Linked DNA regions of Mus musculus: region 1 is linked to region 2. Evidence: chromatin loops called from intact Hi-C (ENCODE). Cell type or tissue: gastrocnemius. All regions are shown on one strand. Links, peaks and the distances in the headings refer to the core of each region. The heading gives the core; the rest is flanking DNA. Region 1 holds the start of Fam160b1 (family with sequence similarity 160, member B1). Region 2 overlaps Ccdc186 (coiled-coil domain containing 186).

Region 1 (2,908 bases), core at 200-2,699, 550 kb before region 2:
AGAATTTAAGTACTCCAGAGGCTAAGGTAGAAGTTCGAGGCCAGTCTGAGCAGAGCTCAATGAGTTCAAGGCCACCTTGGGGCACTGGGCAATTCTCTATCTCAAAAATAAATAAATAAATAAATAAATAAATAAAATAAAATCCAGTGGGAGTGTTTTTATCTAGAACACGGCAGGCCCCAGGGTTTCATCCATATAATTTATTCATAGTTATCTTTTAGTTATCATTATATCAAGCAATGTTGAACTTTAAAAGTTTGATGACTCTTTATAGTCTGAAGTATAATACAAAATATCAATATAAGTGTTGTTAAAAGTTTTAAAAATTATTTTACCAATGCTGTTGCACACTGACTCCATATTAAGCAAGAAAAGTAGAATTGGCATCTTAGAGTGCAGTTCTCTACCCCATGTGTCAACACTGCTCCTCAGGCAACCCCATTTCTTTCTTGTTTGATGTGCCACCAAGCGAAACCCAAATTCCACGAAGTATGTAAAAAGCAATTGTGTTAAAATTTTGTCTCCATATCTGAAACTCACAACTCTAATTTTCTTAGCTGACCCTAAAAACCACCGTGGTATTTTGTCATCTTTTTACTTTTCTTTAGAAAGTCATGTGAATTTGAAAGTGCTACTATTAGGCCATTCTCAATATGCAAAGAAAATGCCATTAAAAAAAAAAAAACACAGTAACTTTCTTCACATAGGATGATACTCAGTCCAAAATTAGCTAGTAAAATAAAGCAAAGGGTCGCGTTTAGCACCGACAAGAAAAGCATTCTCTTCCTAGGTTTTTGGGTGCTGTACGTTTGGCGGTTTGAGTTCTGTCCCCCCGGTGCTGTTTAGGACCAGGCTCACAGTACAGCGGTTGCAGGCTGCGCCAAGAGCCTCCAGGAAGCGCATTACAGACAAGAAAAGGGAAACAGATGGTGTGAGCTGGGCGATCGCGGACCCGCAAACTCCCGCAGATCGATCACCGAGGTCCGGCCGAGGTGGGCCGCTGGGCCCGAGCTGGCAGAGCCGGTACCGGTGTGGACCGGGCCCCAGGGTCCCCGCCGCTCCTCTCTCACCCGTACCAAAGCAAAAGCAAGCCCTGCCCACCAGCACCGCCGTTCTTTTGTCTTGCGCGGCGCTGGCCACGTAGCCCCGGAGGTTAACGGCCAGGAGGCCTCGGGAGCCGCCCGGTCCCCGGCTGGAGAGCAGAGGCCCCGGGGGTGCCCAGGCCTCGCCGCAGCCTCCCTCCCCGCGCCTCGCAGCCCCCCGCACCCCAATCGGACTCACCGCCTCCACGGCATGCTGCAGGATGGACGTAAGCTTGGAGAACATCCTGTCCCGGGACTGCAGCAGCTTCTCCCGGGACGACCTGGAGAGCTCCTCGATGCGCCGCCGCCGCCCCTGCTGCGGCTGCCCGGGCCGCTCCAGAGTGAAGGCCGGTGCGGGCGGGCCCGGGCGGGGAGCGGAGGGCGGAGGCCGGGCGGGAGGCGCGGCGGCTCTGATCGGAGGACGCGGGGCCGCGGCGGGCGGCTCCGAGGTCGTTCGGCTGCAATCGGGGCACCGCGGAGCTCAGCGGCGGCGACGCGGACACGGTGGCAGGAGCTCGGGCTCTTCCGGCTGCCGTGCCCGCCGCGGCCTGCAGGGGACGCTGATGCGGCCCGGGGAAGCCCAGGTCTCCGCTGCCGGCGTCGCTGGACGCGGGGCGGGGCGCGCAGAGGCCAGGGCGGGGAGGGCGGGGCCAGCAGGGAGGGCGGGGCCGACTTGAGGGCGGGGCCGATGGGGAGAGCAGGGCGGGCGGGGTCGGCGGGGCGCTGAAAGGCTGAGGCCAGGAGGGAGGGCGGGCCTGGCGTGGCGCACCCGGCGGTGCTGGCACTCGTCTCTCGGTGACCAGAGAGCAGTGTGAGGATTTGGCAGCGACGTGTTGACGCTGCGCTTGCGTACCATACGTAGGGCAAGACTGGAAGGCCGCTGGGAAAATACCAGCATCCCGAACGCAAAAAACGGACAGCGGGTCCACGTGCTAGGGATTCGACCGCATCCAATGCAGGTGGGAAGATCCCGCTAGACTAAAATAGCTTATCCTTATCAAAACCCGGAAATGCCAAATGGACACGTGGGATGAGGGTTCGGTTAAATAACGCAGGATGGTGGCCTACAAGGTTTCAGTGTGTTTCTGGAAAAGGAAATAATATTCAGGATGCCTAACACCGATGAGTGAAGCCTCAAGTTAATGAGCCCTGGGCTGGAGGCTTCCTAAAACACTATGCAAATGTGTATTAAACAAGGCGTAGAGGAAACACTGACCATTTTAAGATGGTTGATGCAACTTCTGAAAATCTGAAGAACTTTGTTTCAAGCTGGTATTAGCATTTCACGAAAAGGATCGGGGAGTTCTGCATTAGGGTGAAGTAGATTTCTCATTAACATGGATGAAAAATACCTATTGATAGTATAATTCGTTGAGCAGAGGGCAGAAGAGGGCGCCGCAACTCTGAGCAGGGTTGAGAAGCCTGTTTGGATCCAGCTCTGCCATTCTGGGCCGTGAGGTTACCAATGTAGCAGTGAAGAAAGCCGGGGATCACAGGCTCTCCTCCTTGTTATAACATTAGTAACAACACAAGAGGAGAGGAAACCAAGAGAGAAGGTAAGGGGAGACTCGAGTCTTTCTCATGCTTTGGTTGTTTGCTTCTGCTATGCTCAAAAGCAGGTAAGCATAGCCTTGCTTTCTGTAAACTAAAACGCTGGCAACATCCTCTGTTATTTGTTGGACATTGAGCTGTGTTCCTTGCCACGTTCAAGGTCCTTGTTCCTGCTCCATCCTAGAGCACACAATGTTTGTTGTTATTATTCATACTACTTATGAGGTTTGGTCAGTTTATCAACCATAATAATTTTCCTGGCTAATTACATGGCA
Region 2 (2,908 bases), core at 139-2,638:
AGACTGCACCAGGAAACTCATTTCCGAGATGAAGACTGTTTCAGCCTCAGACGATTTGTTGGGAGAAATCGAATCTGAGCTCTTATCTGCTGAGTTTGCAGAGGGCCACCAAGTCCCAAATGGACTGAATAAAGGAGAACAGGCCTTAGCCCTGTTTGAGAAGTGTGTGCACAGCAGGTACTTGCAGCAGGAGCTCACTGTTAAACAGTAAGTCTGCTGCTACGGCCCCCCACCTCGAGGAGAGGACTCTGTCCGCCTTTGTTTCAGAATGCAGCCTTGCAGAGTTGGTCTACTTCCCCAAGTAACTGGGCAGCTTCCATTTGTGCTTGCTTACAGTAGTAAAGCAGCAGTGAAGAGTGTGTGTTCACTAGGGAGCGGTGTGTCAAAATCAATTCAAAGGGAAATGAAAAGTCACGAATTAAGTTCAGAAGCTTACAATTTAGAGAACGGGAGAATGTTTTGATAAGTTTGATTTCCTTCAGCCTGTTTCTAATAGGATTTATTCTGTATTTTTATTGTACATTTTATAGTAAAGTGATATATAAGTTTGGGCATACTGTTACAATCTGTTACAAAGAAAAATAATACATACTCTCTTTCACTAAACTACACACTTTTACACTACGCTGAGGATTACAGGGCACACAGACCACGCCCTGAGTGCTCTTTTATAGGTACTGGCTCTCCTTGCTTTGTTGTTTTCCATATTATTCTGTTAAAGCCACCAGATGGCCCCAAAGGTGCTCACTCATTGTGTTTTTCCCAGTGAACTTCAATCTGCTGGTATTCATTTTCTATTTTTTTTACATTAATTTTATCTTTCTTAAATTTAAATTTTCTAAAGAAAAAGGCTGTGTTATGATGTGAGGGTTTTGCACATGTGCAAGCCAGAGGAAACGTTCTGGAGACGTTCCTCCTGTCTGCCTTTGTGTGGGTTCTGGGGAATCACATGTCTGTGAAACGGCAGTGCCTTCTCACGAGCACCTCTGCTCACTTAGATCCAACTTGGAATCCTGTTAATACACTCTGTGCTTCCATGGCTCAGACATCTGTGCTCCCGGGCCTTCTAGGCTTGGGGTAACTTCTTCACTCCCCTGCAGTCTGGATCTACTCCCATCACCCCCCGCGCCCCCCCCAACACACACAGTGATTATTTCTGATGCCCTTTCCTACTTTCCTTAGATCCTGACAGCTTATACAGCACTTAAACATTTTAAGATACATACATTTAATAATCTCACTTACTATTAACCATGTGACTGGTGCACACGTTAACTCATGGAATGTGCACAGATAGACAACACGTCCTACCCTCACTCGTCCTTAGGTTTATGAGGTACCTGAGGCAGATTAAGAAACTTGTCCGGGTCAGATGGAAATATCTACAGAGCCAAGCTTCTGACTTGTTTTATCAGTTGTTACAGGAAATCATCTGGCTGCAAGTTGCTGGACGGAACTAAACAGTATTAGGCGTAAAAACAAACACGTTCTTTGTCCACCCAGCAGAGGGAGCAGCGGGCAGTAGAGTAGGGAGTGGCCCAGCAGCAGCCTGGAACTTGTGGAGTCTGAGTCCGTGCTCTCTCCTGTGAGAGACTCTGCTTGCCCAGTGTTACTTTTGTGGATAGTGAGGTGTCATATAAGTGTTACTGTAACCTGCATTGATCTTTTGCTTTACATATAATACTTTCAATTTCAAATAAATCAATTGTTGATTCAGGTAAGCAACTAGATGTTTTCTTAACTTTTATCTGCATTTAATTTTTTTATGAAATCACTAAGTTTCAGTTCCTTTATTGAAAATTTCATAAATGCATCCTTTTCCAGATGTTTGATTAAATTCCCATTTACTGAGTTTTTTTTTTGTTTGTTTTTTCCTGGGAAAATTGTATATATTGTCATTTGGAAATGATTCTACAATCAGGCTGGCTACTATGTTTATCCTCTCATATAGCTAGTTACCTGTGTGTTTCTTAAACCTTTAAGATACACTCTTGAAAATTTCCTGTTTAAAATACCGTTTCCTTCCTCCTCCTTCTGGGTCTGCGTCTTGCTGTATGCCCTGCTCTCCCATTTCTTCCCCTCCCTTTCCTTCATTCTTTCTCTCACCTCCTCTTCCTCTTTTTCATCCTCTTCTCCCTGTTTGGTGCTAGAGGACCTTAATGCTGGGTGTGTATTCTACTACACCCAGCCCTACCACCACTGTGTTGTACATTAAATCCCCAGGACTTGTCTGAACCTGGAACTTTGTACCCTGTGGATCTAAGCTCCTCTATCTACTTTCTGGATCCTGGAAAATACCACTCCACCCTTTTTATTCTGTTACCTCATGCATCAGTAGTATTGCTCAGTGACCCAGCTTGAACTCTAAAAGAACAGTAGTCTGTGTGGAATGTGTGCATGACTTCTAAGAATACCAAATAACAAAGAATACCAAAGAAACAAGTTAAGGATGTGGGTGTGCTCAGTGGGAGCCTAACAGGGCTAATTGACCAGAGACTTTTTGGTTTTTTTGTTTTTGTTTTTTTTTTTTTTTTTAATCTGGTGTATAAATCAACAGAGTGTGAGTACCTAGGCTGTGACAGAGCTGCCTGCTCTTGCCCTCCCTCTCGTCTGCTTGCTTCTCTTGTAGTGACAGACATAGAGACCGTTTACCTCAAGCACACTCAGTCACTCGATGGTGAGGACATGGTCTGAGAAGGTATCATCAGGGGTGGGGGCTCTCATCCAGATGTGGTATTTTAGAATAAAAAGACTACTCGAGAGGATTGATCAGTGGTGTCCATGTCTAATCTGTAGATAGATAATATTTCGTATCTTATTTCCCTTTTATATTTAGGTTAATTAAAGAAAATAAGAATCATCAGGAACTTATCTTAAACATTTGTTCAGAAAAAGACAGTTTAAGAGA

The links. A loop is a pair of places that touch in the nucleus more often than their neighbours do. Peaks named below come from ENCODE experiments on the same cell type or tissue, not always from the same donor. Only the 100,000 strongest peaks of a DNase experiment are listed, where the experiment ranks them.
Region 1: it touches region 2 in a loop (3-fold over the local background); 3 of 42 quality-filtered maps call a loop at or near these places.

What each region holds. Positions count from the first base shown.
Region 1 is chr19:57,359,744-57,362,651 of GRCm38, reverse strand. It overlaps Fam160b1 (family with sequence similarity 160, member B1), which reads right to left and starts at 1,643. Exons shown (of 17, transcript NM_145505.4): 1 at 1,282-1,643. The coding sequence starts at 1,326. B230217O12Rik (RIKEN cDNA B230217O12 gene) reads left to right here and starts at 1,753. Exons shown (of 3, transcript NR_040316.1): 1 at 1,753-2,638. In gastrocnemius, for the core only: a CTCF peak has its summit at 1,627 (motif pointing right); DNase peaks (open chromatin) are centred at 1,233, 1,746 and 2,502; H3K4me3 peaks cover 2,500 bases; H3K27ac peaks cover 2,421 bases.
Region 2 is chr19:56,810,294-56,813,201 of GRCm38, reverse strand. It overlaps Ccdc186 (coiled-coil domain containing 186), which reads left to right. Exons shown (of 16, transcript NM_170757.2): 2 at 1-207; 3 at 2,837-2,908. Among named protein-coding and RNA genes, the nearest start is that of Ccdc186, 10 kb to the left of the region's middle. In gastrocnemius, for the core only: a CTCF peak has its summit at 1,514 (motif pointing right); a DNase peak (open chromatin) is centred at 1,519; H3K27ac peaks cover 201 bases.